2 separate regions of the Homo sapiens genome follow, and region 2 is linked to region 1. A link is a contact called in ENCODE Hi-C data. All regions are on one chromosome and are shown on one strand. The core of a region is the stretch at or near the end of the contact, and the rest is flanking DNA. Distances in the headings are between cores, read along the strand shown. Region 1 holds the start of NXPH2 (neurexophilin 2). Region 2 has its middle 170 kb from the start of LINC01832.

Region 1 (5,357 bases), core at 1,644-4,143:
TTTCGTCTCTTCCAAGAAGCATTCGTGCTGGCCTACAATGATCTTTCCTTTCTCCAGCTGTACTAAACAACACTTATATTTTGCTGTATTGTCTACTGTGTTTTGTTTACTGCATATTTCTCAGACTGCATGCTGCTGGAGGACAATGTCTTAAATACTTCTATTTTTCTGCCTCTCTTCATCCTTTTCTTCTCCCTCTCTCCCTTTCTTCTTTCCATTCTTTCTTTCTCTTTACTGTAGTCTGTACAGCAAAATTTGGGAGGAATCCAGAAAGATCAGTAGTTATTTTATAAATAAACACAGTAATGCCAGACTTAGGTTAGTGGGGCTGTTAGGCTTCTCTTTTACCTGGCCTGATCACTGGGGCACGAAAGTTCGCTACTGTTTTTTAGCTTTTAACTTGGAATTCAACATCCCTCAGCATGTTTCTTTGTAAGAATACTTAGTGTTACTAGGGCACATGTCTGAGTTTAACTTCCACTTTTAAACTTTATGTAGTTTCTCAAAAGAACAAAAATGATCTAAGAAATATGAACAAATTGAAGGAAAAAAGTGAACTATTCCAGTAATTAAACAACTTTGTTATTTATTTCAATAATGTGTTAAATCATGCCCTCCTCATTTACAAAGCCTGTGATAGCTGAATGGCAAACTACCAAAGTACCAAATGGAGACAGGACCTCACCTTCTGGCTCTATAAATGAGTCAGCTCAGCTCAGGCAGAGACACCAAGTCTAAATGAGGTAGTGCCTCTTGCAAAGCGGTTAGCCTCTCTCCTCTTCGAGCTGTACCTCTTCAGAAAGGGGTTCCTCTGTTTCTGCAAAACCCTTCCTATTATGTCCGTTTTGTTTCGAAAAGGTTGTCTGTAAATAAGATGCAGCCCTATCCAGGGACGCAAAGTTGGGCAAAATCAACCAATAGAGATCCTTCCAGTTTTTGAAATCCTCTTATTTGTGCTTTTGGGACAGAATAATTTACTAGAACTGGTAGAACAGGGCTCTAAGCCTTGGTAAAGAGGGAATTTTTGTAGGGATGAGGAGTGGAATGGGTGAGATATAGATTTGGATATGCAAATAGTGGTTTTGTTTTTGAGTCTGTTGCAAGGCAAAAGGAGAGTCTGAGATCAAGCAGAAATGGGATGCAGCTGGTGCATCCTTTACCATGGAACCCCCAGTCAGGCTTAGCAAGGGTTTAGGGAGGATGCATGCCCCTTGCTTGCCACTCTCCCCCCCTACAGGAAATGGAGTTGTACTGGAAAGATACCCTACCTGCAGGCTCAAGGACAACACACTCTCAAATTCACACTGGGATCCCAGAACACTCTGGAATAACCTCCCTCCCCATCTGCACAATCTTGGCACACTCAGTGAAAGGAATAGTAGGATTTTGCCCTAGTCAAAGCAATCCTCCTGCCTTTGAAACCTAGGACCAAGGCTGCTCTGCTTCAACCGCTAAGATTTAACAACCCTCCTTCATTTCTATTTTGGGGTGGGGGTGGTAAGCAGAGGAGAAGGAAACTTTTTTTTTTTTGTCCAAAAATTACAACTTAATCTGTGCTTTTTGTTGGGTTTATTTTTTAAAGCCTAGAAATCAATTGCAATTCTACTCCCTTGCTTCAACATGGTTTTCTTCTCTAAGAGCTTTGCGTTTCTAGATGTAAGAAGCATTCTCGCCTTGGGTATTCTGTCGGAGCAACTGCCTAAAGTCTCATCCTTGGAGAAGTGAATGTATCTCTCTGGACCTTAGGTTTCCCACCTGTTCAATAAAGGAGTGACGAATGACGCCCAAACTCTGATCTACCGTAAAAACAGTGCAGGTCTGTGAGCCCCATTGCCTTTGATTTTTCCACTCGAGTGTCCAGCACAAAGATAGTAAAAGGTTAAGGATCTCTCCAATGGCGAGTTGTTAACACGGAGGTCGAGGCTCACAGGCATCAGGTTTGCACCTTCGCCCGTCCGCAAAGATACCCCTCTCCAATATTTCTGAAGTCGGAGGCTGTGGTGGGGTATCCTGCCTTTATTCTGCTTCTCCAAAGCCCGGGCAGAAGGTCTGGGAGCAACTTTGTCTGTCTTCAGGACACCTAGCTGTCTATACCATCCCCAAACCGGAGTAAACCAGACATCACCTAGCTCCGTTTCTCACAGTTCTGCTCCTGGTCCCTCGAGGTCCCCATTACTCCCCAACCCCAGAAATCCTTCCAGCCGCACCAGGCGCACTTTGTACCCCTTACCCGCGGCTCTGCGAGCTTGGCGCTGCGGCAGAGTAGGGCACTCTCCCAGGGCGTCCTGGGCTCCAGCCTCACCTCCCCGCCCCAGCCTTTTCCGTTCGCAGCTCCCCACGCCCCGCCCCAGGACTCTGCAATCGCCTTCCCCTCCTAAACTCTCTGGGCGCTCTCCAGGCGGGCGCACTCTTTCTTGCAGCCACCCAGGGAGAACCTTTTCTTCCCCTCATCCCCAATCTCCCCAGCCAAAGCGAGAGCCAGTCAGTTGGCAGGGCGCTTGGCACAGTGGAGCCTCTCGGACCGGCCTTCTGCTGGGCGGGGGTGGGAGGAGGCACCCGGCCTCTCGGGGCTCTGGGGCACCGGCTGGCCAGGCGTGCTCAGCTCGGCCAGGCATCCGCCCGGCGGGATCGGATCTGGAGGGCAGCCTCGCACTGAACCCATCACCCAAGCGCCCGAGCCGCCGCCTCCCTCCCGCAGGCGCCCCACGCGCTCACCCCAAGCCCGGCCAAGCGGGAGAGTCCAAGGCGCGACTGAAGCCCCCCGCCGCGTGCCGGAGCTCGAGCTGCCCCGCAGGCTCTTTGCCGGCCCCCTCCGAGGAGGGGCGCGCGGGGGGCCGGGAGAGGCACCTCCGGTCCGCCCACCCTCCCCCTTCCCTGCCCGCCCACCCGGCCAGAGCTGCGCGGCACGGCGCAGCGCTCGGATTCCGGGAGGGAAGCGCCGCGCTGTGTCCCTGGCGTCCTCAGTCCTGCCCCGCGAAGTGGAGATGCGCGAGAGGCAGGCGAGGGCGCGCAGCTCGTGAAAAGCCGCGCCAGCCGGCACCATGCGCCTGCGGCCGCTGCCCCTCGTGGTGGTCCCTGGCTTGCTGCAGCTGGTGAGTGCCCGGCCCGCGCGCCGTCCCACACGCCGGGGACGCGTTTCGGCGGGAAAACCGCGCAGGCGGCTGACTTGGAGCCCAGCCTGGGCCTGCTTGGGAAGTGGGGTTGGGGGCGCGCGGAGGGCAAGGAGTTTTGGGTTGCCTTAGAGGTCGAAAGGGAAGAATTGAAGAACGGAATAGACGGGATCTACAGGCGACTCAGGGGCTTAGCACGGGTTGGGACTTGAGCGCTGGGGTAAAGTAGGCAGAAGGTGGCCGGGAAGTAGGTCCGGGAGAAGGAAGCGGTTTATTGATAAGCGGTCAAGGAGAGGAAGGAAAGTAAATTGATAGGATGAGAAGGGGCAGAAAGACCTTCCTCCTGTTCACAGTTTGAGAGGCTTGGTGGTGTTTATTTTTCACGTGGTGTTTTGCCCAGATGCACACAGACACTTCTCCCAAAGCACAGCATAGTGCATGCATCCTCGTTCTCAGAGCCAGGTAGTGGCGCCTTGCTGGGAGAAAACTTAGGCAAAATACGGATTTGGGGGACAGCTTGGATTTCTCTTCGTTTTCCGTCTGGCGCTAGGGACTGGGATGGGGCTTTCTGCCAGCTGGGGACACAAGATATAACTTTCATGCCCAGCTCCGCGCAGGAGCCCCCTCTCGGGCATCTCGAAGCTGTCTTTTCAGGGAGACCGCCCGCCTGGTCTGGGTGGCTCGGAGGCGCTGAGGAATAAGAAACGTATTAAAATGTGGTTTGGGGTTCGCGTTGTCACTCTCTTCTCTCTTCCCGCGAGGCGCCACGCTCTCCTCCTCCTGATATACGCCTATGTTCTATATGCATGGCTAATTATAGTTGAGGGAAAACCAAAGTAAGATCTTCAAGAAGAAACTTTTAAAGTAAAATTACAGAAGGGGAGTGCTTTGGCTGGGTCAGCATCTGTGATGGATTTCTTCTGGTCACTTAGCTCTTGCCTTGTTAGGGTGCTATTAAGAGGGCTTTCTCCTGATGCCATAGTTTCTTTGGTCCTCATACTTAAGACTTTGCCCAAGCACTTAGAAGATGACAGTCTCTTCTCTCTCGCTCGCTCTCTCTCTCGTTCTCTTTGTCTCTTTCTTTTCCTATTAGGGGGAAAATCAAGTAACTTTGAAAGTTTATGATATGTATGATATTGTTAAGGCAGAGGCACTTTGCAAGTTCTGAGGGTGGAAGGAACTCTAAAAGGTGGAGAGACCTCTGAGATGCCCGTGGTCCATGCTTGTTACGGTGGAGATTAGCTTCACCTGCACAGCGTTAACTCAGAAACTCTTCAATGGCATCAAGAAGAAAATGCAATGATATGCCCAAATATCCTTGAATGAGCCATCACATACTGGCTATCTACAATACTCCATGTTAAAATACATTTTACATCTTAGGCATTATGAATCCAAAATATATGCCACATTAATCTTTAGTATCCCTTGCTTTAAAATTTTTTAGTCTGGATTCTAATAAAAGGTGATCTAACAAAGCAGCATTTGTATGGTGTGTGTAAGGAAAAGCCTGGGGAAATCAGGTGTTTATGTGGGGTCTTCAGAATATCTTCACGAATCTTAGTTCATTAATTTTGCATTTAATAAATATGAACTGTGTATCTGCTCCGTAAGCAGTGTGATAGGCTCTTAAAGATGAGAAAATATATTTGGGCACGTGTCGGGGAAAAGTTCTTCTCCCAGCTACTATATTGGAAATGTTAGATATTTTTTTTTTCCACACCGCCATAGTCAGTAAGGAATAGGAAATACATCTTGAAGGGATTATATGCTCTCCTTAAGAGCTAGATTCTAATATTACAGCATGGACTGATGGATTTGCTTTTAAAAAAGCTTATGTCAAATTCTAATCCATTTTGGGATTGTGCTTGGGTTGTAATGTTTTTCTCCTGGAGCACTTTATCATGGTAAGTGAGGTAGGGAGCTGCAGCCCTGTTGATAAGCACACATTCCTTACGCTGCCATCCCTTCGGACAATAAAAGGCTGTTTACATTCTCCACATTCTTAGAGCTGTTGCCAGCCTTATAACACAAGGGGGTTAGAATGTGAAAGGAAAACAGAGTGGCTGAGCATATCTAAATTGAAATATTCCCCAATCCCAGCATATGCCCTACTCCAGTAGGTGTCAAAAAGGACAGATCATGATTTGCTCATTTGGATGGCTCATAGTTTTGTTCTACCTTTTTCAGCTGATATTGAACTTCTTTGTTAAATCCTAACAGCAAGGGGATAAAATATTTTCTAGA
Region 2 (5,205 bases), core at 1,307-3,806, 510 kb after region 1:
GAAATCTACATAAGTGAAGTTGACAGTGAATACAAACAGGCTTTCTCTGAGCCCCATCCCTTATCTGCCTTTATCCACATCTAGAAAAGATTAACTCACAAACAAAGGAGACTAAAACTTTTTCCTCAGGCTCCTATCTATACCAAGAGCTGCTACCAATGAGCTTTCATCTGCATAATAAGAAAAACTTTGCTTGCCATTGTCAACCTGAAATAATTGACAGGATCAGAACCCAATTTTAAAAAGTTTATTTAAGTGAAAAGCTGAGAATAACTATCCAAGAAACATGGACTCCTGAGAAATGGGGTCAGTGCTCTGAAGTTAAAAGTTAAGTTCTTCCTTATATTAGCAGAAAACAAGGACAGTTAGTAGGATTATAACATTTTCTATATAAGCCTCGTTTATGAGTTACAACTAACTTTTTTTTAACAGCTTGTTTTCATATCCTTTCCAATTTAAAAGCATATTTAATGTTCCATCTTAGACAATGTGACAGTAATGAAGTCTTTGTGTAAGAGAGGAAAGAGGAAAGTTAATCTACAATGAAGATCAACAGTGAACAGGGAAGGGGTCTTCTCTGGCAACCTTCTGTCATTTACCACATTTTATAAAACACTGTAGGTAAAGAAAAGGCTAATTGATAACCAAAACAACAAAGATTACAGCTGCCTGCGTTACAACTGCCTGTCACATGACTCAGGTCCCATAATCACATTCCCTTAAGGCTCAAAATATCTGAAAGTTCCAACAGCTTAGATTCTGAATTACTTGTTTTCACACCATGCTTTCCTCCCATCATTCTCTTGGAATGCCACCTCCTCCCTCCTCTAGAAGCCTCAAGCCCCTAATCTTTCTGTCCCCTCAGGATGGTGTAAAAACTTCAGCCATCTGTTCTGTCCTTTGAATTTCATGTTTGCAAGGCTCCTATGTTCATGTATGTATAAATATATTTGTGTGCCCTTCTCCTGTTAATCTGTCTATTTTAAGTTTGGTTTATAGAATAAAGTTATCAAACCTTCAGAAAAGGGAGGGAAGGAAATTCCTTTTGCTCCTACAGTTTAATATTAGTCTTTTTGTAATAAAAAAAATCCTAATTTTTTTTTATTGTAAGCAGACCTTCCCTGTCTGCTTACAATTTTAATATTTCAAGGTGGATTTTCTCAGACTAGAGGTAGAAGCAGCACAGAGCTATTATGCTGATGATTCACGTTTTTGACTCTTGGGTTACACATTTATTTAATTATCATGATCAAATATTTACTTTTGTGGAAGTTCCCTGACGAGAAGGCTTAGTTCTTGCCCTCTGAGAGCTAGAGAAAAATCTAACAAATCTGATACAGGTTACTTTCCCAGATCCTGTGTTTGAATGCTGTGGAAAGAAACTACTAGGTATACCCAAATATTCTAGATGATTAAAAAAAAAGTTCAAAAACCCCTGAATCTCGCGAATCTTCTCAGAACTGTTAACAGCTATTGTCTTGATAATTTTTTATTTTATTTTTTACTTTATGGTTTTAGAGTAATTTTGTTTTTCCCCAAAAAACAGGGTTTATTTGCCTGATAACAAATAACTCTCCACAAGAATGAAGGTTTTGATCAATAGGAGTTTTATTACCTGGCCCAAGTAAGGAGAACACTGAGAGTATTCTCCAAAGCACTGTCTCCTCGAGGGAAAGTGACAAGAGGATTATATGGGGCAATATATAGGGAGAGGGTGCGTCACCACATGTAGAGGAGGGGTTCCAGTTGTGCAGAAGCAGCCAGTGATTATGCCAGTTCACAGGTTGCATGTTAAGGTAATGAAGCTACTGCTTCTCCCAGGTGGAGACTTCAGCATGGTAACAAGGGAAGTTCACTCAGACTCATCTATAAGTTGCTGGGGTCTGTCAGGAGCTGGTTCCAATCAACAAGGTAACTGCATTCCACATAGGGTTTGGAAAAAAACAGACTTCAGGGCAGAAGGCAGTAAAACAGGCTGATTGCTAAAGTTGATTAAATTCCTATAATCCCTGGAGACCTTCCCTGTCTGCTTACAATTTCAAAATTTCAAAGTTTCTTTTGCTTATGATAACCCAAGTTCTATGAGGTAAGAAGGCTTGTTTCTAAACATAATTTGTCAGAAGTGGCAGCAAGAAATTAAATAACTTGTATATGTAATCACCTGATGTGTTCATCTTGCCTGCTTCCCAGAAAACCTGATGCACTGAGAACAGCCTTTTGCAATAGAGAAGGAGTTTAGTAAACTCAGAACTGCCTAAGTTGAAGGACAGGCATTTTATTATTGCTTAAATCAGTCTCCCTAAAAATTTGGAGGCTAGGGATTTTTAAGTATAGTTTGGTGTGCAGAGGGCAACGGAATGGGGAATACTGATTAGTTGGGTTGGGGATGAAATCACAGGGAGTTGGAGCTGAAACTACATTTGCAAAATTATGGCTGAGTCAGTGAAATAGATCTAACTTAATCAACTCTATCCTGTTTCTAACCTCCAAGCTGTCCGTGTTCTTTCCTGGGCGTATGCTGAACTTACTTTGGGAGAAACTTGGTTTATAGCTTATAGTTTAGGACAAAGACAGTAACAGCCCTTTCCCAGGGCAGACTTCCTTCTTGCCTGGGGACTAGATTGCCTTTGTAGAGCTAACATTAGCCACAAGATTAGAAATTATGGTTTATGACTCATGAAGCTGGAGGCTACATGATTCTGGCCCTCCCTAAAGTGCTCCTAAGATCAGTGCTTGAGCTATTTTGCAGACCCTGCACTTGATGGATCACCTGGCACCACCCAGATTGATCAAGTGGCTCATCTGATTTTGTGGCCCCCACCCAGGAACTGACTCAGTGCAAGAAGACAGCTTTGTCTCCCTATGATTTCATCCCTGACCAATCAGCAGTCCTGGCTCACTGTGTTTCCCCCACCCACTAAGTTGTCCTTAAAAACTCTGCTCCCTGAATGCTCAGGGAGACTGATTTGAGTAATAATAAAATTCTGGTCTCCTGCACAGCGGGCTCTGCATGAATTACTCTTTTTCTATTGCAATTCCCCTATCTTGATAAATTGGCTCCGTCTAGGCAACAGGCAAGGTGAACCCCTTGGGCAGTTATAGAGGAGCTTGACTTCTTGTACTGAGTCAGTTCCTGGGTTGGAGCTTTAGCTTTTGAGACCAGATAAACCAGGTTACCAGCCTGGGTGGTGCCAGCTGGTCCATCACAATGCAGGCTCTGAAAAAATGTCTCAAACACCAATCTTAGGTTTTATAATAGCAATGTTACCTATGGGAGCAACTGGGGAGGTGAAGAATCTTGTGGCCTCTGGCTGCATGACTCCTGAGCCATAATTTCTAATCTTGTGGCCAATTTGTTAGTTTCAAAGGAAGTCTGATCCCCAAGGAAGGAAGGGGTTTATTTTAGGAAGGGACTGTTATTGAAAGACAGGACTAGCTGGATTTCCTAGGCTAAGAATCCCTAAGCCTAGCTGGGAAGGTGACTACATCCACCTTTAAACACGGGACTTGCAACTTAGCTCACACCCCACCAATCAGGTGGTAAAGAGAGCTCACTAAAAAGCTAATTAGGCAAAAACAGGAGGTAAAGAAATAGCCAATCATCTATTGCCTGAGAGCAAGCTGGAGGGATAATGATCAGGATATAAACCCAGGCATTCGAGCCGGCAACAGCTACCCTCTTTGGGTCCCCTCCCTTTGTATGGGAGCTCTGTTTTCACTCTATTAAATCTTGCAGCTGCACTCTCTTCTGGTCCGTGTTTGTTACGGCTGGAGCTGAGCTTTTGCTTGCCGTCCACCACTGCTGTTTGCCGATGTCGCAGACCCACCGCTGATTTCCATCCCTCTGGATCCAGCAGGGTGTCTGCTGTGCTCCTGATCCAGGAGGCGCCCATTGCTGCTCCTGACTGGGCTAAAGGCTTGCCATTGTTCCTGCACAGCTGAGTGCCCGGGTTCATCCTAATTGAACTGAACACTAGTCTCTGGGTTCAATGGTTCTCTTCTGTGACCCACGGCTTCTAATAGAGCTATAACACTCACCGCATGGCCCAAGATTCCATTCCTTGGAATCCGTGAGGCCAAGAACCCCAGGTCAGAAAAAACAAGGCTTGCCACCGTCTTGGAAGCAGCCCACCACCATCTTGGGAGCTCTGGGAGCAAGGACCCCTCTCCTTCCCCCCACCGCCCCACCCCACCCCACCCGGCCCCACCGTAACATTATCATCTTTGTTTTGAGGTTAAGCTATAAACTAAATTCCTCCCATAGTTAGCTTGGCCTACACTCAGGAATGAGCAAGGGCAGCTTAAAGGTCACAAGCAAGATGAAATTAGGTCACATTACTTTCACTGTCACAATTTTTGCCGAGGTGGTTAGATACAGAGTCTTACAGCTAATAGGAGAGTAGTAACAAAGTCTCTATGCAAATTTGAGGCACACAGATTATATGAATCAACTTGTATAAACAAATGGAAAAAGGGCATATTACAGCAAGTTGTATCCATAAACTAAAGAACCTGTAGATACAGAGTGTAGGTTTCATCCTTCATATTGAATGCTTTACAGTCTACATTTTTAGGACTCATGTATGTTATTTTCCCTCTGTGTAATTTCCTGCCTGATCAGTATCTCTGGCCTCTTGAAGTCTTGGTAGAAGTACTGAAGAAATGCAAACAACCCTGCTTTCTGAAAGTGAAGTGATAAGTTACTTACTATTTATTTTGATGAAGCTGGTCTAGGGAAAAAGTGCTTCAGAAATGTGTACTCTATGGGATACACAGGCAACAATGTGTATGTGATGTGTGTGTGTTTGTGTGTGCATATGTATTGCATATATGGCATACTTTTCTTACCCTAAAACTCGTGGTTAAACTTTTGTTAAAATAAAGACATCAAGTTTGTGAAGAAATATGATATATGCTGAAGATCTGTAAAACTGAAAAGAAAAAAATAAAAAGAGTGCTGCAGCGAATCAGCCAAAAAGCGAAGAAACATGTGAATCTTAGTCTAGGACTCCACTGACTTGAAGACAGTATTCATGTATGTTAGGCCTTTAGTAACACTCTGCCTAAAGAAAAGAAGGCCCAGAAGACTGAGTCTGGAAATACAGAAGAGGGATACGTTTTGCATAGCATGGTTTTAGAGTCAGAGCCAGAAGGAATGAGTGGAAGGTACTGAGAGACAGATTTAGGTTTACATATAAAATAATT

Evidence for each region. A loop is a pair of places that touch in the nucleus more often than their neighbours do. Pooled maps may share reads with other maps.
Region 2: a map of Calu3 shows a loop between it and region 1 (2.5-fold over the local background). The contact joins the enhancer-like site here to the promoter of NXPH2 in region 1. A Hi-C loop is called at or near these places in 2 of 168 maps with a recorded cell type or tissue (Calu3 and GM12878) and 1 of 50 pooled maps.

The regions. Positions count from the first base shown.
Region 1 is chr2:138,777,926-138,783,282 of GRCh38, reverse strand. It overlaps NXPH2 (neurexophilin 2), which reads left to right and starts at 2,893. Exons shown (of 2, transcript NM_007226.3): 1 at 2,893-3,092. The coding sequence starts at 3,042.
Region 2 is chr2:138,272,127-138,277,331 of GRCh38, reverse strand. No RefSeq gene overlaps it. Among named protein-coding and RNA genes, the nearest start is that of LINC01832, 170 kb to the right of the region's middle. Within about 2 kb of position 2,556, at least 3 of the 41 ENCODE cell types and tissues checked have a DNase peak (open chromatin) inside an H3K27ac peak, as active enhancers do.